Regions from separate parts of the Homo sapiens genome. Here all the other regions are linked to region 7. The links are chromatin contacts, found by Hi-C or POLR2A ChIA-PET in ENCODE. All regions are on one chromosome and are shown on one strand. Each heading gives the region's core, a stretch centred on a gene start or an enhancer-like site at or near the end of the contact. The rest is flanking DNA. Distances are from core to core; before and after follow the strand shown.

The links. A loop is a pair of places that touch in the nucleus more often than their neighbours do. ChIA-PET counts read pairs that join two places held with the same protein, here RNA polymerase II (POLR2A). Pooled maps may share reads with other maps.
Region 1: a loop to region 7 is called in a pooled map, with 5 times the contacts of the local background. The contact joins the enhancer-like site here to the promoter of BCLAF1 in region 7. A Hi-C loop is called at or near these places in 4 of 50 pooled maps. POLR2A ChIA-PET finds 5 or more read pairs at or near these places in 4 of 52 experiments (CD4-positive, alpha-beta T cell, CD4-positive, alpha-beta memory T cell, activated CD8-positive, alpha-beta T cell and 1 more).
Region 2: a loop to region 7 is called in a map with no recorded cell type, with 26 times the contacts of the local background. The contact joins the promoter of ABRACL here to the promoter of BCLAF1 in region 7. A Hi-C loop is called at or near these places in 2 of 37 single-sample maps with no recorded cell type and 6 of 50 pooled maps. POLR2A ChIA-PET finds 5 or more read pairs at or near these places in 1 of 52 experiments (activated B cell).
Region 3: a map of B cell shows a loop between it and region 7 (20-fold over the local background). The contact joins the promoter of CCDC28A-AS1 here to the promoter of BCLAF1 in region 7. A Hi-C loop is called at or near these places in 3 of 168 maps with a recorded cell type or tissue (B cell, CD4-positive, alpha-beta memory T cell and naive thymus-derived CD4-positive, alpha-beta T cell), 3 of 37 single-sample maps with no recorded cell type and 12 of 50 pooled maps. POLR2A ChIA-PET finds 5 or more read pairs at or near these places in 2 of 52 experiments (CD4-positive, alpha-beta T cell and CD4-positive, alpha-beta memory T cell).
Region 4: a map of B cell shows a loop between it and region 7 (21-fold over the local background). The contact joins the promoter of HECA here to the promoter of BCLAF1 in region 7. A Hi-C loop is called at or near these places in 2 of 168 maps with a recorded cell type or tissue (B cell and naive thymus-derived CD4-positive, alpha-beta T cell) and 9 of 50 pooled maps. POLR2A ChIA-PET finds 5 or more read pairs at or near these places in 2 of 52 experiments (activated B cell and activated CD8-positive, alpha-beta memory T cell).
Region 5: a map of B cell shows a loop between it and region 7 (20-fold over the local background). The contact joins the promoter of TBPL1 here to the promoter of BCLAF1 in region 7. A Hi-C loop is called at or near these places in 6 of 168 maps with a recorded cell type or tissue (B cell, CD4-positive, alpha-beta T cell, CD4-positive, alpha-beta memory T cell and 3 more), 12 of 37 single-sample maps with no recorded cell type and 19 of 50 pooled maps. POLR2A ChIA-PET finds 5 or more read pairs at or near these places in 4 of 52 experiments (CD4-positive, alpha-beta T cell, CD4-positive, alpha-beta memory T cell, OCI-LY7 and 1 more).
Region 6: a loop to region 7 is called in a map of naive thymus-derived CD4-positive, alpha-beta T cell, with 20 times the contacts of the local background. The contact joins the promoter of REPS1 here to the promoter of BCLAF1 in region 7. A Hi-C loop is called at or near these places in 1 of 168 maps with a recorded cell type or tissue (naive thymus-derived CD4-positive, alpha-beta T cell) and 7 of 50 pooled maps. POLR2A ChIA-PET finds 5 or more read pairs at or near these places in 1 of 52 experiments (GM10248).

Annotation. Positions count from the first base shown.
Region 1 is chr6:138,454,538-138,457,782 of GRCh38, reverse strand. The region is part of intron 3 of NHSL1 (NHS like 1); the gene reads left to right. Among named protein-coding and RNA genes, the nearest start is that of MIR3145, 21 kb to the right of the region's middle. Within about 2 kb of position 1,947, at least 11 of the 41 ENCODE cell types and tissues checked have a DNase peak (open chromatin) inside an H3K27ac peak, as active enhancers do; they include CD4-positive, alpha-beta T cell, where a contact is called at or near this core.
Region 2 is chr6:139,026,979-139,030,157 of GRCh38, reverse strand. ABRACL (ABRA C-terminal like) reads right to left here and starts at 1,413. Exons shown (of 3, transcript NM_021243.3): 1 at 1,283-1,413. RefSeq lists silencers at 220-410, 460-829, 1,090-1,249 and enhancers at 1-449, 272-566.
Region 3 is chr6:138,772,118-138,775,569 of GRCh38, reverse strand. It overlaps CCDC28A-AS1 (CCDC28A antisense RNA 1), which reads left to right and starts at 1,867. Exons shown (of 3, transcript NR_161205.1): 1 at 1,867-2,055. It overlaps CCDC28A (coiled-coil domain containing 28A), which reads right to left and starts at 1,801. Exons shown (of 6, transcript NM_015439.3): 1 at 1,668-1,801. RefSeq lists enhancers at 1,489-1,548, 1,909-1,968, 1,989-2,038, 1,402-2,075, 2,076-2,750.
Region 4 is chr6:139,133,753-139,136,845 of GRCh38, reverse strand. HECA (hdc homolog, cell cycle regulator) reads right to left here and starts at 1,766. Exons shown (of 4, transcript NM_016217.3): 1 at 1,179-1,766. The coding sequence starts at 1,449. RefSeq lists enhancers at 695-814, 1,680-1,974 and silencers at 925-1,194, 1,595-1,674, 1,785-1,974.
Region 5 is chr6:133,951,666-133,954,658 of GRCh38, reverse strand. TBPL1 (TATA-box binding protein like 1) reads right to left here and starts at 1,435. Exons shown (of 7, transcript NM_004865.4): 1 at 1,234-1,435. LOC128092253 (umcharacterized LOC128092253) reads right to left here and starts at 1,355. Exons shown (of 2, transcript NM_001414965.1): 1 at 1,234-1,355. The coding sequence starts at 1,355. RefSeq lists a silencer at 2,328-2,437.
Region 6 is chr6:138,986,507-138,989,791 of GRCh38, reverse strand. It overlaps REPS1 (RALBP1 associated Eps domain containing 1), which reads left to right and starts at 1,539. Exons shown (of 20, transcript NM_001286611.2): 1 at 1,539-2,262. The coding sequence starts at 2,110. RefSeq lists silencers at 1,308-1,547, 1,738-2,037.
Region 7 is chr6:136,288,014-136,291,180 of GRCh38, reverse strand. BCLAF1 (BCL2 associated transcription factor 1) reads left to right here and starts at 1,335. Exons shown (of 13, transcript NM_014739.3): 1 at 1,335-1,468. It overlaps LOC124901408 (a long non-coding RNA gene), which reads right to left and starts at 1,167. Exons shown (of 4, transcript XR_007059784.1): 1 at 1,024-1,167. RefSeq lists enhancers at 640-759, 1,080-1,299, 664-1,863, 1,810-1,929, 1,348-1,944 and 2 more.

The sequences.
Region 1 (3,245 bases), core at 698-3,197, 2.2 Mb before region 7:
CCACCTCGGCCTCCCAAAGGGGATCATTTTAAATATAGAGTGTGTAGGAGTCAATTTGGAAGGGAAATTCGATCTGGAAAACCTTTTATTTTGTATTTCCTAGTAGGTGTTGAGGGGAGGGGTGTGTTACAAAGAGCAGTGACTATATGGAAGAAGGGATGCATGAGTTAACAAATTATTGACTTTAAAAGAGGTATTTCTTACAAAAATCATCTAATTTGCATTCAACAAATATTAAAAATCCATTATGTGCTTAAGATGAGTTGCTAATATGGCAAAGGTTAAGGACATATAAATTAGAAAAGAGAACCTAGAGGACGTCGATTCTGGTTATTTACTCTGGCTAATTGTTCTAGAATAATTATCTTCATTATCCTAATGTGAAACACCAAGTAGGACTCTATGTGTTATGTTATGAAGAAAGATGTTTTGCTAACGAGATCCACACATATCTTTGATGTTCAAAGTGGGAATATAGTGTAGCAAGAAGAAAATTGTTGAAAATATTTCCAATTGTATATGTTATGCATATCATCTAAACATAAACATGATGCATTGAAAAAAATACTGTTGGCAAAGCAATTTAGAAATTCCAGAAAATAAGCCAGGCATGGTAGTGTGTGCCTGTAATCCCAGCACTTTGGGAGGCTGAGGCAGGCGGATCCCTTGAAGTCAGGAGTTCCAGACTAGCCTGGCCAACATGGTGAAACCCTGTCTCTACTGAAAATATAAAAATTAGCCAGGCGTGGTGGCATGCACCTGTAGTCCCAGCTACTCAGGCTGAGGCAGGAGAATTGCTTGAATCTGGGAGGTGGAGGTTGCAGTGAGCTGAGATCGCACCACTCCACTCCAGCCTGGGCGGCAGAGTAAGTGAGACTCCATCTCCAAAAAAAAAAAAAGAAAGAAAGAAATTCCAGAAAATACCTTTTCATTCAACTCTGAAATCAAAGAGTACACCATTGCTTTGTGTACTGTTTTTGACTTTTTTCTCTTTTCAGTTTTCAGCATATGCCAAGTACTGCCAAAGAGGTTCTTGCATTTGAAGGCAGGTCAGTTATCAGTGCGAAAATACTTACTGTGAGTCGATAGGGAATTTTTCCACCTGCCATTATCGGAAGTTATATTTGATGATACGTTCACTGAATCTGGGAAACCTTCACAGAATCCCCATTGTCTTAGCAGAAAGGATATCAATCATGAGTTATGCAATCTCTTGTGTAAAATTCACCCCTAAAGAGATGTATTAGATCTAGATTTTTGGCAGTAAACAGTTGGCTTTAATAGTCGTGACAGAAATCGAAATTTCCCTGTTTCCTGTTATTCTTTGAACTGGCATGTCAGCTTCTGTTTTAGGCTTTGTTGATAAGAAATATTTAAATCAAAGGAAGACTTTGAAGAAAAGGCAGTAACCTTGCTGCCATACCTGTAAACACAGGAGGCTTATTTAACATGATGCTTGAGAGCGTAGGTTTGGGGCAGCTTTTCCACCTGTCAGAGCTCAGTGGCCTTGGATAAGTTGCTTTCGTCTGTGAGGTTCAGGTTCCTCAACTGTAAAGAGATAAAAACCACATGTTCCGGTTTGCTTAGAACAGCCCTGGTTTACAGCTGTTATTCTGTGTAATTATTAATTGCACCCCCTTTCACTCTCAGAGGTGTTCTGGTTTCGATAAAATTACATAGTTACCCTAACCTACCTTGGAGAGTTGGTGTGAGGTTGAAGTAAATTAATGTTTGTGAAACCCTTAGCACAGTGCCTGGCACAGACTAGATGCTCAGATGATGATGATAAGTATTGTTAAGCTGATTGGTATTTCAAACCACGCTTCAAAGAAAATGATTCAATAGACAATGTCTGTTTTTATAAAAATTTGGCCACTCTCCCAATCATCTCGTCTTTTGTTCCACCCACATAGAATTTCCTGCCCAAGGCAATAAATTTGAGAGGTTTCAGCAGCTACTGACGAATTTCTGATTGTCATGGCTTTACAGGTTATCTAGGTGTGGCACTACCAGTGTTTATGCTATTGCTAGCTTGTTCATCGGGGTACACGTTAGGATATAGAACTTTTTCACAAATTAGATCTTATTTTCCACAAACAGCCCCATGAAACAGATTATTTTAATAGCTATTACTATTATTTTAATCTGGAAATGGAGACTCAGAAATATGAAATGGCTTTCTCAAGATCACATAGCTCGAAAGCACCAGGAAGCATGCGAAGGCGGGGCTCCTTGCAGGGAGCATGTGAAGGCGGGGCTCCTTGCAGGGAGCATGTGAAGGCGGGGCTCCTTGCAGGGAGCATGTGAAGGCGGGGCTCCTTGCAGCTCATTTCTTTTCATCGCACCATGCTGGTTAAGCAAAAGGGCAAGATTACTCAGTTACCTCAATTCCTCCTCATTATGCCCAATTTTGTCATCTCTTATTCCTCTTTGACTTGTCTGGTATGCTTCACTCAATTTTTTTTTCCCCCAAAAAAGTTTTTAAGTGCTACTTGGTCTCAGTATATGGATCCCATTCTTGGCCTAGGGCAGCTTACAGTCGAGAAGTGATTACTCCATGTCCAATCATGTGTTACTGGGTCTCTGTGAGTAATTTCAGGAAACTGTAGAAACACAAATGAGTCAATGCTCACTGCTCTGCAGTTATGGCACCTTCTTATTCCATGCCATTGCAGACAAAAATGAGAAAATTGGGGTCTGTCATTCCCACGCCTTTTTGCCTGCAAACCAGTGAGAATGTCTCCAATGACCCATTCCAGTTTCTCTTGCTGTTTCCATCCCACTACTCTATAATCAGGGTCTGTTTATACCTGCCTTCTCTTCTAGATTAATGGACAGCATCCCTATCTTGTTGATCTCTGTGTTTCCAGTATGATGCCAAGCACTTGGCACATGGAAAGGCTCAGGCGCCAGGGACTGTGCTCAGTGCTGTATGTGAATATATTCAGTATTTATTGCAACCATGCAAAGTAGCTTTGATTATGCCCATATCATGGATGAGAAAACTGTATCTTGGAGAGATTAGATCACTTGCCTAAGATCACATAGTTTTTAAATACTGAAACAAGATCTTTCTTTATTAAAACGCCTTTTATTGAAGTATAACTTACATAAAATAATCTATACATATTTAAAGTATACAACTTAATAAATTTTGACATATGTATACACACAGGAGACCATTACCATAATCAAGAGAGTGAACACATCTATCACCCCTAAAAGCAAAACCAGGATTTAAACCT
Region 2 (3,179 bases), core at 164-2,663, 2.7 Mb before region 7:
GAACAATGAGGAGAGGTGAGAAGCAGAGCAAGTCTAAAGGGAAGAGCTTAATGGTGAGCGGCTGGACCAGAAGACAGGAAAAGGCTCCAGGGAAGGCGAGGTAGATGACGGCCAGGCACTCTAATTGTCGCAGAATCGATTTCGGCTTTGTGCGTGGGAAACACAAAGGAAGCGGAAAGTCGGAGGACTGGGCAGAACCCGAAACTCACCACCAATACACACTTTAGAATGTATTTAAGGACCCTCAGGGCATTGTTATTTTTCAAAAGTTTGGAGGCAATGCATGGAGATTTTCTAATATCCAAGGAAATAAAGCCTACTGGAATAGGTATGTCCGGAATCAGGAACCAACTTTACACACTCGGGCTGGGCACGTTTTCCCAGCCCTTCTTCGCAATCGCGGACAAGCAGCTGGTGCGGGTCAAAGGGTGACTGGGCTCCTTACTCCCTCCGGTCTGGGGCGCGCTCACTCCATATTTGGCCATTCTGCTACCAGCTTGGGGTTCTGCCTGGTAGAGGTCCCCTAACCCCGTGCCCTGCAGCCCATCATCACACGGTCACCGCCGGCACCAGTGCAGGGCTGGGGAGCGCGGGGCTGGGCCCCCCGTGGCGGGGCGGCACCGCTGGCGCCCGGGAAGGGCCGCGTCCCGGAAGTCTTTGTCTCCGCAGCTCCCGGCCCGGCGCCGCGGGTCTGCCTCCCCCGTGGCCCGGGCGCCCCGAAGCGCCGCGAGAGCGAGCACCCAACCCGGGCGACGAAAACGGACCCTGCCCCGGGCTCCACGAGCCCCTGGTGTCCCCTCACGACTCTGCACCCCCTGATCTGGAGCGCACAGAGCCGCACCCACCTCCGGCGCTGCAGAGTCCACTGCCCTGAGGCCACCACGTTCCTCGGGGCAGCCTCTCCTCTCGCCCCCAGCCCTTCCCCACCCAGCTCTGCAGAACTGGCTCCTGAACCACCGCCAAGTGCAAAGCCGACACGTCGCACCGCGGTAAAAATCGTTCCATTTCTGCCGGCTTCCCAGTCCGCCCCCGGCCGGCGAAACGTCACGTGAGCCGAGTGCGGAAGTCGACCCGAGAGGTGGGGGCGTGGGCGGCGCGCGCCCCACGGGACCCCAACCCGCGAGGTCTCGGCCCAGCCGGTCGCAGCTTCCGCGCGCCCTGAGCCCCCTCCCGGCCCCCTCCTGACCCGACTCTCACCGCAGCCCGCGGTGCCCGGCGGCGCACCACGGACACCCAGTCCATCCCTGCTACCTAAGCCACATCTGCCCGGGCGCTCACGCACCTCTCTGCGCGGTTTTCCTTCCCGCCGGAGAACTGGCGCCGCGTGGGTCTGGACCCGGTTACCTTCTTCAGTGCACTGGGGAGGGTGAGGCCAAGGAAGGAAGTGGCTGAGGCAAAGAGAAAGACGGCTGTGGAGGAGGAGGAGCAGGGTAGGGGGAAAAGTAAGTGTTTCTGCGCTCAAGAAAGGGGCCGCCCACACTCCCAGGGACAAGCCTATGAGGAGGAAACTCAGGGGAGGAGACGTCCAAGAAAGGGGCTGACTGCAGACAGGTGAAGCGCCCTGGGCTCCTAGGAAAACGGGCCCAGAGCCTGGATTACCTCACTTTTCCACCGTGCTACTCAGAGCCAAGGATCCCAGGATCTGCATCTGATCCTGGGCGTCGATTTCCTGATGGATTTCTCTCCCAACGTAAGAAACAAAGCGCCCTCAAATTGCTGAAGGCTGCTAGAAAGAACGTGGCATTCATGGGTTCCGGATGCCGGGGGCCTCCAGAAAACTACGACTCATGACTTAAAAATGGCTTAATTCGCAAAACAAAATGCAATCTTGAAAGCCAATTTGTCAGACTGCAAAGAAATTTTACTTGGACATAGATAGTTGTTGACCCTGGGTCAGTATCGGTTTCTTCCCTTGTTCATTCATTATTTCATACATTTAACTTCATAATTCAATTTATTCATGCTCCCTTTGTTTTAGTCACTGTTATTTTAATATATGCGTGTGTGAGAGAGAGATGCTTACCGTACCCAGAGAGTCCTTTTGGAAAGGAAACAGTTACCCAAACTATTTCTAGAGCAGGGGTTGCACAAATAACTACAAAAAACGTTCCTTACCCCCTCCCCACCCCCAGCCCAGCTAATTTAAATTAAGAGTGATCGCGTGACCCAAGAGCGCACAATCCGTGATGTAGTCATCATCCTGTGAGGTGACCTGGAGCAAACAGTTCTCATCAAACACGGACTCTGATAGTTAGTAAGCCAATCAGACACTCCCTTGGAAATGGAAAGTGGAGAATGCAGAGACGGAGCTGTCTGATGTAAGAGAAAGGTTGGAGCTAAGAGAGGGTAAGGCAGAAGGGGCCAAAATGGGCTTCGGATGCAAAACATTTGAGTAAGCAGAAACCAGGAGAATGTAGCAGCAGGTTGGGTGGAGGCACAAGTGGTAGAAGCCAGTCAAAGACAAGCTGAGACCAAGTGATGGAAGGAGAGCAACAAAGACCTGCTTCCCAGGGGCATGTGAGTGTTCAGTTCCCTGGGGCTGCACTGGATCCATCCACTTCCCACGCTTCATTCTAGTCTTTACGGTGAATACCTGTCTCCTGGGTGTGACTGAAGGAGTCTCTGTTCTGTAATCTTCAACAAAGGTCTGATTCTTCTAAGTGTCTCATGGCAGATAAAGTTTAAGGTGACTCCAAGATCTTTTCAGACCTATTTTTTTCTTTTACTTGTTTTATATTGTTACCAAAATGATTGAGGCCTATTTTTTTCTCACCAAAAGAAAGGTGAGAAGTTATAGTTTATATCTTTCACAGTCGACATAAGGCAAAAAATATATAATTCAAGAAAAATATATTTAGCAATTATCGAAGCAGGACCTCGCTATTTTGGCCTGTGACAGGGATCACAATTCATCAGTCAGATAATATCCAATGATAGGAATAATGAGTCTGGAGAGCACCGCTTCTGTTATGATTAGGTAATTAGTATTGCCCTAATTGCCAACCAAAGAAAAAGAAATAGGTTACTTTACCTAAAGAAGTAAACATCCTTGTTAATATAAAAATAAACTCACCCAAAAGATACTTTGTTTACACATGTGCTAAACTAAGTATAACACAAGCTTTATGTTAATCTATAAGGAATTACAATTTAAGAAAATTGTTTTGTCGGCTGGGCGC
Region 3 (3,452 bases), core at 618-3,117, 2.5 Mb before region 7:
AAATCAACTAGAAGCCTTACTTCAACTACTAAACAGAAACTCAGTTTCTAGCTAGGGCTAATAATGATTCTAGCTTGGTGATAAGTGAAGTTCTAGAAAATCAAACTTGTTCGTTGCCTATTTTGAATATACTTTCTCTAACCATTTCCAAACAAACGTGAATTTTATGATATATATTTAGTTTTGCCCATATCAAAAAAGTTAACAATGTGAAGTTACAGATGGCCCTTCCATGCGGAATACGTGTAAGGCCTCCTAGTTATCCCTACACAATCCCCTTACTTTATCTATTAATCCGCTCTATTTTCTAACATCCATCTATTTAAAAAATACCCTTCCGGCCGGGCTCACGCCTGTAATCCCAGCACTTTGGAAGGCCAAGGCGGGCGGATCACGAGGTCAGGAGATCGAGACCATCCTGGCTAACACGGTGAAACCCCGTCTCTACTAAAAATACAAAAAATTAGCCGGGAGTGGTGGCGGGCGCCTGTAGTCCCAGCTACTCAGGAGGCTGAGGCAGGACAATGGCATGAACCCGGGAGGCGGAGCTTGCCCTGAGCCGAGATGGTGCCACTGCGACAGAGCGAGACTCCGTCTCAAAAACAAAACAAAACAAAACAAAACAAAACAAAAAAACCCCTTCCATACTTTATTTGTGCATAGTGTTAAATTTTTCTTAACTTCATTATTTCATATATCATAAGATGAATTTATATGGCTATCTCTACCTCATCAGGTTGTAAATTGCCTTCTAGAAACATTAGGCCGTTTTTGGCATGCTGTGTTTAATTTAGGCATGCCATGACCATTCAAAAAGATTCAAACCCATTGCTGTCGCTTAAAATAATTATTTGATGAATTCAATAAATTTTTCTTTTTCCTTTTGCCTGGACTTAGTGCCACTGGCACTGGAATTTAAACCACTGAGCTTAAATTGGCTGACGCTAGACAATTACAACTGGAGCTACAATACTGCCAAAGAAGAGGCTTTCTGGGAAAGGCTCCAATGCCCAGTCTCTAATCCCAGATACCACTGGGTGTCAATCCACTTAAACCTTGGCTAACAATTTTTCTTTTAAGAAGCATTTTTTGTAACAGAACAATAATTCTGGTGTTGTTTCAACATGCAACACAAATTAAATGAGAGTTTGAAAGATGACTGAATAGAGACGATTAGTTCTCTGAAGAGGCAAGGATCTGTAAAAATGTATGATACGCATAAACACGCTGGCCTGAAATTTAACGATGCTAATACACACTTGGTGGTACAAGAAAAAAAAATCTAGGAAGTAAAGCAATGCAAATAAACCAGTGGTGGTCTAAACCACAATATTCTGCGGAGCCAGCACTCGCGATTTCCTCGTTTTTGGAAAATTACATCTGTCACAAGAGCACTGAAACCCTTCCTGTATATCAAACAGCAAAGAATGTTTTAGAGAAGGCATAATAAGTAAACTGCTCATAGTTACTTATTCACACAGTGGTTTTAAGTGCCAGGTCTTGCCTCCAAGCAGTACCACTGGGCATCCCTCTTGACATCACCTCATTCCCCTTCCCCAATCTACCGAAGCGATGACCCTTCACCGCCCAGTACCCAGCAGTGACCAGAGTGGTGGGAAGGGCCTAAAGGGGCAGGTTGCGGAGGTTCCTTTGCTTCCACTACATACCTGAAGAAGAAGGGTATTGGGGCCCCCTTCCGCAACCCGCAAAGACCCGACAGCCTCAGAAGCCACCGCCGCAGCCACAAGCAGAGCCCCGGTCACATCCCGGGACCCGCTCCTCCGCAGCTCCGTTTGTTTACGGAAGTGACGTAAGAGGTACAGCCTCCATGCCCCAAGCGGAAGCCCCGCCTTTTCCTGCTCCCCCAGTGTCGCTCTTGGCTCCGCCCTCGGCATTTCATTGCTTCCCCTGTCCTTCCTTTAGCTGTAACTCCGGCGGGCGTGTTGGGTGTGTCGTTTTAGGCTCTGTGACCCAGGAGCAAGACGCAATAAGCGGGTGCAGTGGAGGTAGAAACGGGAAATGCAGTACCCTTTCCGGAAGCTACTCCGCCCCTCGGTGAGTGTTAGATTCCCCCCCCGAACTACAATTCCCAGAATGCTGTTCGAGCATGCCCGAAGGCGGAACCAGAGTGTCGCCATGCAACTGTTCCTTGGTTGTTTCCGATTGGTTGCCCGGACTTCTCGCGGCTAAACTAATTTTGGCTCCAAGGCGGCGTGAAGAGTGTGATTCTGTTCAGCGACCGTGATTCTGTTCAGCGACCATGATGTTGAGCCCCTAATTGAGAGTCTGTTACCACTATTAATAGCTACTCTGTTCGGGCCCTACACATAACGGTGTATCTAAACCTCTCTACAATTTTATGGGTAGGTGTTATACTCTCTGTTTTACAAATGGGGAATTTGAGGCTCAGAAAGGCTAATTGATGCAGGTGTCTCTCTGTCGTCAAAGATAGTTCTACTTCCACTATACTTAAAGCCTCTGGAGAAGGAATTGCAGGCTGAGAGAAAGAGATCTATCTTAAATGAGGGAAGAAATGCACGTTTCATTGCCTGGTCTGGGTAGCCTTCCCGGTGTTGGAGTGGGAGGTGGGAAGGTTTTAGATTCACAGGTCCTTAGATTGAAGGGACTCTGGAGGAACACCACATAGCACCCCCCGCATTAGCTAATGGGGAAACCATATCTAGAGATTGTATCCATGCCAGAAAAGGCAGAGCAAAGACAACCCCAGTCTCTTGGCTTCTAGGATAGGATGTTCTTCCGCCACCCGCCATTTAAAAAAAAAAAACAAAACTATTGAAATGTTAAAAAAAAAAAGCACAGAATAAACAACGCACCCACTATCCAGAACGAACAGATTTATGAATGAAAGAAATGGAGCATTACAGATAAAGAAGGTGTTCCCTATTCTCAGTCCCATTCTACTACCACCCTCAGAGAGGCAACCAGGATCATGAATTTGATATGTATCTTGCCAATCTAGGTTTCTATATTTAAACTATTACTATGTATTATAAACAATATGTAGAATGGTTTGGGGCATTTGAAGTTTTACATGAATGCTATTATATTTTGTGTATTGATCTGCAACTTGATTTTTTCACCAAATTCTGTGTTTTTGAGAGCTATCCACATTGATAAATATAGCTAGACTTTATCAAATAGATTTGTCACAAATTATTTGGGAATTCCCATAGTGATGGATGTTTAGGTTGTTTCCCATTTTTCACCATTACAAACACTACTGTACAGTCTGCTCAATATCTTTTCCCAGTTTCTCCTTTTAATTAATGTCGAATTGTCTTATTTGTATGAACAGAGCTTGCAACTGGTGATTCACATGCTACTTTTTTTTTTTTCAAATTGGTTGCTAACAGCTAAAATTGAAAGAATAAAAACAATGTGGCATCCCATGAATTAACGGGAAGATCTGACTACGTTAGATGTGCATTGTA
Region 4 (3,093 bases), core at 517-3,016, 2.8 Mb before region 7:
TGACCAATATGGTGAAACCCTGTCTCTACTAAAAATAACAAAAATTAGCCGGGCGTGGTGGCGGGCGCCTGTAATCCCAGCTACTCGGGAGGCTGAGGCAGGAGAATCGCTTCAGACCGGAAGACGGTGGTTGCAGTGAGCCGAGATTGCGCCACTACGCTCCAGCCTGGGCGAAATTGCAAACTCCGTCTAAAAAAAAAAAAACAAAACAAAAAAGTGCCTGATCTACATAAAGAATGGCTTCAAAAGCTGACGCTATAAATTAAAAGCCAGATATAACAATTCAAATCTCCCTTCATTAAAATACCTACGTTGTCTTCCTGGAAAAAGTGCCTGACTAGAGGAATTCAAAGAACTGTCCAAATAAGTAAGTGTTTGCCCAGCACCTTATAACGAAAACCATGGCTCTGTAATGAGAACAGAAATCCTGTCACATCTGGGCCAGTTCCTAAGTGTCCCCTCAAAAGGAACATTCAGGCACTACCTAAGATTATGAGGCTTCCTTCTGAAAATGTTAAGCACAATGACATAGAGAATGATTTTTCTTTTCTTTCTTTTCTTTTTTTTTTTTTTTTTTTAACTCCGGGCTGAGAACGGAAGTCAAGTTCAGATTCTCTTCCTTCCTCAAGCAAGCCAAAAAATTAAAGAGCAAACACAGAGGCCCTAAATGTCTCGAGGCCTCTTCACCTGTGGCGATCGACGCAGCAAGCCTGGGTGTGCTAAGAATTGAGGCTCTCTCTCCTTCATTCCGGGGGTTACGGGTGGCCTTGGAGCACCGGGAAGAATTAACCGGTGCCTAAGTTTTCAATCGGATCATTCTTCTCAACTTGGGCGGCTCTTTCCTCCCTTCCTTCCTCCCTTCGGCCCGGCACACACGGCGGGGCAGTGCCAGCGCGGGCAGCAGGCTGGGCCCGAGGGCAGCGCTGCCGCAGCCGGGAGCCCCTCAGAGTGTGGGGCGCGGGCTGCCCCCCGCGCGGACACCGGGCAGGGGCCGCAGATCTGTCCCCGCCGCCAGGCGTGGGGACCGCGAAGGGGCAGCCGCGGCGGGGCGGAGGGGCGGGGTGAGCACTTCCTGACTCTCGCATTGTCCACGCACCGCCCGCGCCACCCAGGGCCCCGCCACCGCGCCGTCCCCGTCGGGGAGGAAGTTGGCGCTCGCCCCGCCAGCCCCGTCTTACCGTTTTTGGCATCGCCCGCGGCCGCAGCCCCCGCGGCGGCCGCAGCGTTCGCGGCGCCAGTCCCCGCGCCTCCGGCGCCCGCCGCGCCTCCGGCGCCCGGCGCGCCCGCCGCCGCCGCCCCGCAACCGGCCGCCGCCGCCAGGGCCCCCCCGGCCGCCGCTCCCGCCGCGCCCGCCGCTGCCAGGGCCCCGGCTCCATTTTCCTGCTCGTCGCCGCTGCTGTTGGCGCGCTTGTTTTTGCGGCCGCCTTTGCTGTTTTTGGGGTTGGGCATCTCGCTCGCTCGCGTCCAGGTAGGTGCCCGGCGTCAGCGAAGGCGGATCCCAGAGGCACGGCCGTTCCCGGCCCTGCGTGAAGCCGGCTCCGGGAAAGAACGGAGGGCGCGAGCCGGCGGTTCCCTCGGCTCCCGTCTAGCCGCACGGCCCGTGCCGCGCCATCCTGGCCGCCGCGCCCTCTCCGGCTTCCTGGAGCCGGCACGCGGCCACCCGAGGCTCGCAGCCGCGCGGGCGCCGCGGGCCCGGGGCGCAAGCGAGACGCTCCCGAGCCGGAGGGAAAAGGCGGGTCTCCGGCTTGTTTTGATTCGGCTGCACTGACACGCTCTGGGCCCGCCCCCTCCCGTGACGACACTGGGGATTCGGCCTGGCCGCGCCCACCAGGTGACCTCACGGCTGACGGGACCGCCCGCGTGACGTCACGCCCCGCGCGGGGCCTGCCCACCTCGAGTGACGTCATCCAGGCGTCCCCACCCGGGCCTCCTGGACTCCCGGGCGTTCATGAGCTGCCCTGCTTGACTTGCTCCACCCGCCAGTGCAGTGGCATGTGGAGTTCTTCGGTGGCCTCCTGGCCTTAATGTAATTGAGGCTTAGAACAGTATGGTCTGGAAAAATAAGCTGTGACTAGAGCAAGAATGGAAAACAAAAGATTTTGGATTAATAACTCATTCAAAGGCTATGCCTTTCAGTAACAGTAATTAAAGAAACAGGGGACCGGGCGCGGTGGCTTATGCCTGTAATCCCAGCACTTTGGGAGGCCGAGGCGGGTGTATCACGAGGTCAAGAGATCGAGACCATCCTGGCCAACGTGGTGAAACCCTGTCTCTACTAAAAATACAAAAAAAAATTAGCTGGGCGTGGTGGCGTGCGCCTGTAGTCCCAGAAACTCGGGAAGCTGAGGCAGGAGAATCACTTGAACCTGGGATCCGAGATCGCGCCACTGCACTCCAGCTTGAGCAACAGAGCGAGACTCTGTCTCAAAAAAAAAAAAAAAAAAAGAAAAGAAAGAAAGAAACAGGGTAGAGTTCCCAGACAATGGGGATGAACACCAGGGTCCTGAATGGGAAGCCTTCACAGTCTGGTGGTGAAAACAATTCACTCAAACAAGACCCATCATCCAGGGATGTAACTAGATGTTGCCTGGACTCTGAAGCAGTCCCTGCTTGGGGGGAACCCATCCCTATGCATAGGGCTGAGTTGTCCTGAAAGATAGTGAAAGATAGGTAGCCAGGTTATGAGCAGTAGGAGATTAGGTGACACCAGTGAAGACAGGCAATATGAGGGCAGGGGACCCCTGGGAAGAGCTCCCCTTGATCTCTTTCTGCAATTCTATTCTACCTTTTCGGCCAACTCCTTCCCTTCCTTCAGGTCTCAGCTCAAATACATCACTTCCACAGAGACCTTCCCAGGAGAGCTGTCAGAAGTTCCACCCTGTTATTTTCCTCCTCCATCTCTAATTATGTTGGCAATGTAGGTGTTTACTTATTTCTTGTATATCTCCCTCTCACTGAAATGAAACCTCCATGGATAGATTTTATCTGCCTTGGGCACATCAGAGAACAGCTGGCATAAATTTGTTGAATGTATAAATTAGGTTCCTTCCTCACGAACTGTGGAGGAAAGACTAGTTTAGCTGACAGCTTTAC
Region 5 (2,993 bases), core at 186-2,685, 2.3 Mb after region 7:
CTTCAACTTTACATAAAGAACTTTGTATGTATATGTGGCCTTTTCATTGTGCTACAGGAAAACCTCATTTACTCACCCAAAATGATTTTGTAAAGTATAAAACCATTAAGCAGCTTGTGATGTAAGACTAAAGAGGTAACATAAACTGATATTTCACTGGGCATACCAAACTGTGAATAATCCTTTCAACCAGATAGTGCTAACAGTCACTTCTCAATAGGAAGGAACTGCCATTTTCTCAAAGAGACTGCGAAATTATGCCAGGATGGCTGAACCTTCTTATGTCTCTTTTTATATTTTCCCAGAGAATCCACATTGCTTACACACACACACGCAAACCTGCTCCCTTTTCTTAAGTCACAGTTTTAAGGCACTGTTCTAAACCCTAAATACAGAAGCTCATGCACTTACTGCCAGTGTCGCTTTGGAACTGCAGGTGACAGATGCAGTCAGAGAGCTCACAGATGTGGATTGACTGCAGTTTGAGTCTTATTGCAATGAGCACATTGACAGAGCCTGCAGATGCACATCTCGGCAGGAGAGATTTTCTTTTTAAGCCCTCATGCCCTATTAGATTTACTTTTAGGGCTTTTATTGGCTATTTTTATCACTTATCCCGACTCTCATCCCTGCTTAGCCCTACCCACAATTCATTTTCTCTTCTTCAGTTCTAGATCCTTCTCCATCAATCCTAATTTTGGTCAAAAATAATAATAAAATAAAGCGAGGCTGCCGGCATTGCCAGAATCAGAAACCGACGAAGCCGCTTTTTGGGAGCTATTAGAGAAGCCGCTGTAAGTTTTCTGAGAAGCAACGGACCCCTAGCATCTTTGCACGGTCCCTCTTCCCCTGGGTGATGGCTCCGAGACAGATGAGGAATCTCTTTTCCCCGTCTTTCCCAGTGGTGGCTTAAACGAAAGATAACCCTTCTTTTCTTATCCTACACCAGGCTCGGTAACGCTCCCAGGTACGGACGCCCCACCCCCAACCCGTTATCCCTAAAGAGATCCCCAAATATCGCCCGGTCCTCTTCAGAACTGAGCCCTCCCTCGGCCACCGGACCGGTTTCCCCCACCTCAGCGGCTGCCCTCCAGTCGCCCGCCCCCACACATCCCACCCCAAGTCTGGCCCGGGCTCCGCACATGCCCACCCCGCGCCCAGACGCCCCGCACCCGGTGCTCAGGCCGCTCAGCCGCCCGCGCTCCCTGTGCCCAGGGTCGCCTAGGGGGTTACCGTGGGAAGAGGGAGCGGTGGCTGAGGACGCGGCGGCAGCGCTGCTGCCGGTTGCGTCGGATGCGAAGGAGAAGCTGGAGGACAAGGATGAGGATGAGACGGGCGCGCTCCCCAGTCTCCATGGAACTCCCGCCCCGGCCCGTTGCTAGGAGCCCCCGAGGCTCGGACTCCGTCTTCCTTGCTTTGTTGTTCCGGGTGCGAGGCGGCCGCAGCTTCCCCGCGACAATAAATAGACTAGACGCTGGGGAGCATAGAGACAGTGCGCGAGGGCTAGAGCGCCGCCGGACAGGGCGCTCCTGGGTGCCTCGCTAGCCACTCATTTCCGGCTCTCACTGCTCCCGTCACTTTCCCCGTCCCCCGCCCCCACCCTTCCTTCCTCCTTCCTGGTCCCCAAATCAGGCCCCTCCTGCCCACCCGCTGGGCTCGGTGGGAGGTAAGAGGTGGGATGGGGGCGGCGCTAATGGGCATCGGACTAGACTTTTTTGTTTAAGAACCGCTTGAAAGGGTTCTGAAAACACCGTGTATCCTTTGTATATTTTTAGTTGATATCTAAACGTGTAGTAATTTCTGGCATACAGTCGAATATTTAGGTGGACTTTTTTGTCAAAACCGTAGAACTTTCTCATCAGCTCATTAAATTTATACAAAAGGTCCTCCCCACCCCCCATTATATAATTGCTAAAGCTAGTCCTTACCGTCCAGACGAGACTTGTTTTCTGCCTGAAAAAAGTCCTTCGCTTTTTCAGTCAAAATGAACCCGTTAATTTATGATGTCGCGATAAATTCCCCTAGTGAGATTCCTCACTAGGCGAATTGGAATCCTGGTCTTAGAGCGACCGGGGATGACAGATGACAGACGGAGGGAAGGAAGTGGGGAGAGATGGAGACACAAGGTGTGGCGAGACGGAGGGATAACGCAGGACCGTATGCCACTTCTGTCGCCTGTCCCACATTCCTTACTCTACGTGGGTTTGCGGTCGGGACTGTCCCTCGGGAACCGAGAGGCGGATCCAGGAAGGATGGGAGTGGGAGAGGGCGGATGCTGGCGAGGACTCAGGCAGCCCGGGATAGGAGGACCTCTAGGAACGGAGACCCTCCGCGGCTCTGCGCCCAAGTAGCCCTGCAGGGGCCGGGGGACCCCGGGGGCGCACAATGGCCCGTTTGAACCGTCGCCCTGGGGCCCGAGTGCGTCCTCGGGGTCCCTCGGGAGTGGCCTGAGAGGCGCTGCCCGCGGGAGCGAAAATCGCGTAACGGCCCTGAGGGCGCCACGCCACGCCACGCCACGCCACGCCGCGCGGAAGCCCCCGGCTCCCGGCCCCACGTTTCCCACTCTCAGGCCGGCATCGGCCTTTCCACCAGAGCTCGGCTGCAGTCAGAAGCCCCTGGCGTTAGTTGAGGTCAATGGCAGCCCTGATTTAATTATTAAAAGACCACGCCGAGCCGGGTTCATGGGTACCTGGCCTCTGATTGGTGGGAATCAGATGAAAAAAATGAAAATGCCACTGCCTTTTTAAAAGAGAAGACGTGGGCTGAATTCTTGGGGTTTTGACAGTAGGCAACCATTTAGGTATTTTATTATTTACGAGATCTCCAAGGATGCCTCTTGATTTTTTGCTTTCCCCTCTGAGTGTTCAGAAACATATTCGAGCATTTGAAAGCTCCGTAGAATGATGGAGTTTGTTTTCATTTCTGTACTAATTTATTTTTCAAGGGATAGTGATTATAGTTGGGTCAGGTTTAATAAAGAAAGTGAACAAGAA
Region 6 (3,285 bases), core at 290-2,789, 2.7 Mb before region 7:
GCAGGGACCTGAAACCATATGAGAGAATACGCCATGCCATGGTTTGTGGAAGGACTATTTTAGATGGCAGGAACAAAGGCCCTGGGGCCGACAAGAGCTGCAAGGCCTAGGAGAGGTGGCAGAGAAAAAGATGCAAAGACAATTGTGAGCCAATCCCTACCCCATTGTGCTCTTTCTGTTTACACCTTTGGAAGGCAGCTGTCTGGGGGGGGTCTGATCACTTGCTGCAGGTGCCCTGAAAGGACACATGAGGGGCTGCTGTAGCAAACTGAAAGTCTTAGAGATGGGAAATAAGCTTAATGGATAGTATATACTTACCTTTATCAAATACTACTAGTCAAGTCAGAAGACATTGACAGGTCTAAAATCCCTTATCTTTCTTAAAAAATAGAAAGATAATAGAATGCCTGTGACTGTGTACATATTAACATTCTACAAAGACCTGGAGTGAAATGAGTAAATATTGACACTAAGTGGGATCCATAAAGGCTAGAAATAGCTTCATGCAAGCTTAGTTTAGATTTTGCCTCCAAATGAGGCAGGGCAGGTTTTACTTCCAAAGGGTTACAAAAAAAAGTCTTTGGGTTTTCAGTGCGCTTTGAATTTTGCAATTACAGATAAATGACTGGGAACCTGTAATAATTTCCTCATATGTGTCATTTATAGGATCCGCACTCTGGGAAACAACTTGTAGAAGACAAAATAAAAACCAGAACTCTGGGTAATTCTGCCTTAGCTCCCGTCTTTGAAGTATTTTATATTTGCTAAGTATAAATTCTTAAGATATTCTACTTGAAATAGCTGAAGAATCCCCTCTCTGGGACAGGTGCAGATTAAAAGAGCGCCACTCCATGATTTTCATAAAGGAGAAAATACGGAAGGCAGCCCCTGTGGGCAGCCCCGGGCCTACATGAGTTGATAGAGTTGAAGGTATAAATGTAGAGTATTAAGTTCCCAGTGACCGGAATGACCTGGTGAACAAAGAGGACAACTTTGCCAGTTTTCCCCTCTATTCAGCACATTTTGTTTCTCAGGTAAACATGGCTTGAAGCACGAGTGAGATGAAGCCTCAATGTTGGTGTCTACGTGGAGGCTTCCCGGATAGCCAGGATGTTCATAGCCCGGATGTTCATAGCCCTTCAGAACAGATGGAAATACTGCATTTATCTTCATCTGTACCGAAAAGGTACAGATAGAATGATAATAACCTGAACAAGGCTCCCCTTTCAATCCAATTATTCAGACGCTTAGGACCAGAAACTGCGAAACATAAAAACTGCAACCCGGATCTTAGTTATCTCGGTCTTAATGAGCTGCCGGCTGTTTCCCACTGCACCCCCCTTTCCGGGGGTCTTGCTGCTGAGATCTCCGCGCAGAGGGCGGCTCGGTCATCCCGCCGCCGGGCGCCGGCCACCAGGGGGCGCTGCGGCCTCCTCCCTCTCCCGGGAGCGGCCAAGCCAGCCCGGTGGGTGTTTCTCTCTCCCTCTCGCGCTCTCTCCTCCCGGCCTCACATCCGGGTCTGGAGCGCGGCCGCCGCTGTCACTGTTGGTGCGGGCGCGTCGGGGCCGGGCCGGGGCACTGTAAATGGCGGCGGAGGGAGGCGGAGCGGCGGCCACGCTCAGCCCAGATCCCCCGAAACTTTAGGTTCGAAGCCCCACAACTTTCCGGGAAGCGCTGCCGCTCCGGAGGCGTGGACGGAAGGGGAAGCCGAGGCGGGAAGTCTGGGGGAATCGGCAGGGAGCCGGGGAGACTCGAACCCGCGGCGGGGGCGGAGTCCGCCAGTGCCTCGCGCCTCCGCGGCCCCCGCCTCTTTCTCTGCACCCTCCCCGCGGCCGGAGCCGGAGCCGGAGCCGGAGCCGTAGTCGCAGCCGCAGCCGCAGCCGCGCGCCGGGCCTCGCAGGCAGCGGCGCGGCGAGCGCAGCCGGGCCCCCTCCTCGCGACCTCCGGGCCCTGTTGCTCGGGCGCACCTGGCGCGTGTGAGGCCGGGGCCGGCGTTTTCGGGAAGCTAGCAGGAGGCCGGGCCACGCGCAGCCCCTGCCGGCCCAGGTTCCTGGGGCCGGGCCCCGAGTAGTGCATGCGGGGCGGGGCGGCCGTGAGCCGGAGGCGAAGATGGAAGGCTTAACGCTGAGCGATGCGGAGCAGAAATACTATTCAGATCTCTTCTCCTACTGCGACATTGAGAGCACCAAGAAGGTGGTGGTCAACGGGCGGGTGCTGGAGCTGTTCCGGGCCGCGCAGCTGCCGAACGACGTGGTCCTACAGGTAACGTCGCGTCCCGGGGCCGGCGGGCGGCTTAGGCCTGCAGTCACTGGCCTCCAGGAGTGGGAGTGGGCGCCGATTCCTTGGGGCCCGGCGGGGGGCTGGTTCCTCGGGGGGTCCCCGCAGCGGGCAGGGGCCGCAGGTGCCCGGGAGGCCTGGACTCGCGCCGCGGCCAAGGGGGAGGGGGTTGCCCTTAGAGGACGGAACTCCTGTGGTGGGGGTCTGAAGAGCCTCAGCCGGTATCCCCCACGACCCTGAGAATCTGTGCTCTGTACTGCAAGAGCTATCTCACTTGAAGGATCTTAGGTTGTTAATGTGTGTGAATCCTAGAACCTGGCATATAGAGAGCTTTTCGGATCCTGCAGAGTAGTAAAGTTATCAGTATGGGCAAAATGGTTTTTTTAATTCTTGGATTAACCGAGAAGACGTGATAAAGTGAGTTCTATAGATTTAGGAATCGAAGAAGCAGTTTTTTTAAAGGAAGCAAAATTCTTAGGGAAATTTTTTAAAATGTGAACTACTTAGTAGTTTTACAAGTAGGCATACAAGAAGTTGTAATTATCTGTAGAACGTGTGTATGTGATGAGACTGAACAATGTTTTTCAACAGGCATTCGAAAGCATTTGTGGAACTTGTGGATTTGGGTTGGGAGATGAGTATTGAACAGCTGGTAGGCAGAAGTGCGTTATTTGCCCTAATCTGAAGCCCTGGAGGAGCAAACCCTGTAGGTTTAAAGCCTTTTTTTATCATATCTGCTTTTGAAACAGAGGACTTCCTAGAAGTTCTTATCTAATGTATGTGGTGAGCATTAATGCTACTCTGTTTAATGATTCATAGCTGCTAGTAGGAGTCTGTCTAAACAGTATGTTAGGAACAGGTTTTAAGCTTTCATCTTTTATATTGATCCAAGCTAGTTATCCACATCTCCAAAATTTAAAGCCACATGTATAGGTGTATGTAGTGGACTGCAAAGCATTGGACCAGGGTTTTGAAGGCTGGGTCCTTGACCCTACTCTGCTGTTAACC
Region 7 (3,167 bases), core at 86-2,585:
AGCATGTATTGGGAGCGCCCCGACTCCCAATACATGCAGAATAGCAGACGTGTATTGAGCCCTTAGTTGTTTTTTTTTTAAATATAGTTCATTCACTCAACAAATATTTCTGAGAACCTGCGAATGCTTGGGACATCAGGGCACAACAAAAAGGCCAAGGATTTCTGTGTCCACATCCTGAGGTGGTAATGGGGTGAGGGACAGACTGTACAATAAAAAACCTACGATTCACTCCATGAAAATGTTGTCGTTTTTCTAGTTCAGCTGGTAAACTGGACTGTGAAGAAAGAATGCTCTAAGCACAGTGTTAAATTCACAACCAGGGCCCAATCCTAGTTTCGATTCACTCACTGACACCCTGGTTGCTAATTACAAGTCTGAAATCCATCAAGGTAGTTAACATCTCTAAACATCAAAGCAATAGCGGTTTTAGGCCCTAAGAAAGTGCAGCCCGGAGAAGTATTAATGCAAAATGTGCTACGGCTGTTATTTAAATTCTATTCAAATCGAATGTGGCTTGCCTATTTATAATCTGACTTATAATTCTGGACAACCAAGCTACGTTGGGCTGTGTTCCTCGGCTGCCACAAATCATCGTCACAGGCTGAAAGCTCAACTGCTTCGTGCTCTTTATTTTTTCATGCCTATGCCAACGTTGCCGATGTGGTAAAGCTGTCATCACGCCGCCAGAAGGGCGGCCTTCTTTGGCACGAGCAGCCTAAGAGGTTTCCGGCTGCTGCGGCTTGAGCTCCGATTTGATCAGACGCCACGAAAGGGATTTAGATCGTGGCCATTTTTCAACTAAGTGCGTCTGCCGAATTTAATAGCAAACCAAAAGCCACATTTTCTAATCTCCAGTTAGGCGTCCAAGAGGAAAAGTGGCGCTTGCTGGCTGAGGGAGCAGCGTGTCTGCAATTACAGCCACGTCTTGCCTCCTGGTCTTTTCCTCAGTGTGGGATTGTCTTTTTGTTTTTTGCCTGGTCTGAGCCGGCCCCACAGAAAGAACAGACCAGACGAGCTTACTGAGGTAAAACGCAGGGGCGGCGGTGAGGTCTAGGGGGTCTACTCAGAACGAGGCAGAGACACCAGCGAAAAGCGCCGTATGGCGAAGCTAACTCAGGCCTGACAAAACACCCACCCTACTCTACCGCCTCTCCGGCCAAGGCTGACGCTACGGGCCAGAGGGCGGAGCCGTCACATCTTCCCGCGAGACCAGCCACGCGACTTCCCAGAAGGCCGCAGGCAACATCTTAATAGCAGCCAGGAAGCCGGACCGGAGCGGAAGGGTGGGCGGGGCTTGCCCGCATATTTAGCGGCACCCGAGGCCACGCCCCAGATCGGAAGTGACGGAGACGTGCTAGCGCGTCGAAGGTAGCTCTATGGTTTTCCTCGCGTTCTTGAGTCGGGAAATGGCCGCTGTGTGGTTGCAACGGAGATAAATTCCCGGAACCGCGATTCGGCGTGTCAGGTAGGCCTCGCAATGTATTCAAGTTACTCCAGGGGCAGTGAAGACCGAGGACAGGCCATATTTTTGACTCTTTTGTGGGTGGTGTCGGGTTGGCGGCGAAAGGAGAACCAAGGAGACGTTGCGCCGTTATTTATGCGTTTTTTCGTTAGCTTCTCTCAGGTTTTCGAGGCACTACGGGCCGAAAAGGCCGGGCGGGGGCGCTGAGCAGTGCTAACGGCGGGCGCGCGCGTGTTTGCGAACCTGCCTGGAGACCCACAGCCCGCGCGGCCTCCCGTGCGCGTGCGCATATCTTCCTCTTCCACCCTTCCCCCATTTCTTCAGCCCGTACCTCTGCGCGCGCCCGACTGAACGCTCCGCGCACGCGCGCTCGTTCATTTTTCTCTCCCCCGCCTATGGCGCCGACGGCCGCTGGAGGTGCAACTTGTGTCCGCCTCTCATTGGCTGGGACTGCCACCTTTCTTCGTGGCCTGTGGGGTTTTGAGAAAATAACTGTGACCCGCAGCAAAGTGCGTTGAGTAGGTCTACCCCTTTTCGCGTGGTCTTTAAAACTGCCCTCCGGCTTCAGACCACCCGTCAGTTAATGCCTCGTTTTTGTGATGCTACTAGGTTTTAGTGCTCTGTTCTGCCTCTCGCTGCTGACCCTGGTTCTCTGGAGTTAATTTCGGTACCCGCGGCAACCTGCTGTTTTGAAGCGAGCGCGCGCTGTTGACTGGTGCTGGTTGCCTAGTTACGGTTCCCTAGCGAGAGGATTGGGTCTTAGCTGGTGGTTCTGAGCGTGGCCCTGCCCCATCCGGCTGAAAGTGCGGTTCTTCATGAGTACTAGCGAAGCCGAGTCTTTTCAAGTGATTCAGCCCATTTAGTCGTGTCAGAAATGTTGCAGCCACGATTGGTGGACAGCTGGTGTGAGAAATGGGTGGGAGTGGCGAATTGGACTTTGCCTTCATTTTAAATTCATGAGTTGGCTTGATTCGCTTTTAAGATTTATTTCTTCAGAATCAAGCTGAAGTACCAGCAGCTACTTTGCTACCTCAGACTTTTTTAAAAAGCATTTTAGAACTGGAAACAAATTAAGACTGAAGTTGAAAGCAAGTGTGGCTAACACTGACGAAAAAGATGAGCTACTTCAGACTTGTACCTCACTGCAACAGCCTCTTTTAAATTTTTTGGTGTTACAAAGCAAAACAAAATTTCTTGTTCCTCTTGTGAATTCTCATTTCAGTTCGACTTTAGTTGGAATGGTTAGGATACTGTTCAGGCAGTAAATAACCTTTACGTAGGAAAAACTGCTACAAGGCTTTTGTATTTTTGTTTGATCATGACCAATTCAGGATAGGTAATTTGATGGGAGGGAAAAAGTGGCCCCTCGGCGGGAGTTTGAGGCTGCTGTGAGCTGTGCTCGTCCCACTGCACTCCAGCGGGGGCAACAGAGCGAGACCTTGTCACTTAAAAAAGGTAGCTCATGGTAAACAACCTTGGAGCACCTTCTCTTAGTGATTTCATGTTTCAACCAGTACATTGTGGTGAATACTGAAATATCTTGTTTAATTCAGATAATTAAAATGGTGGCAAAGGAAGCTGTTTAGCCAGAGCCCTTCTTGACTTTGAGGAACAGTGGTAGTATAAGACTTGAAGACAGACGTGTAAAAAGTACTACTCACTGGTAGGCTCAGGTCTGGTTGATTGACTGATTCTTGAGACG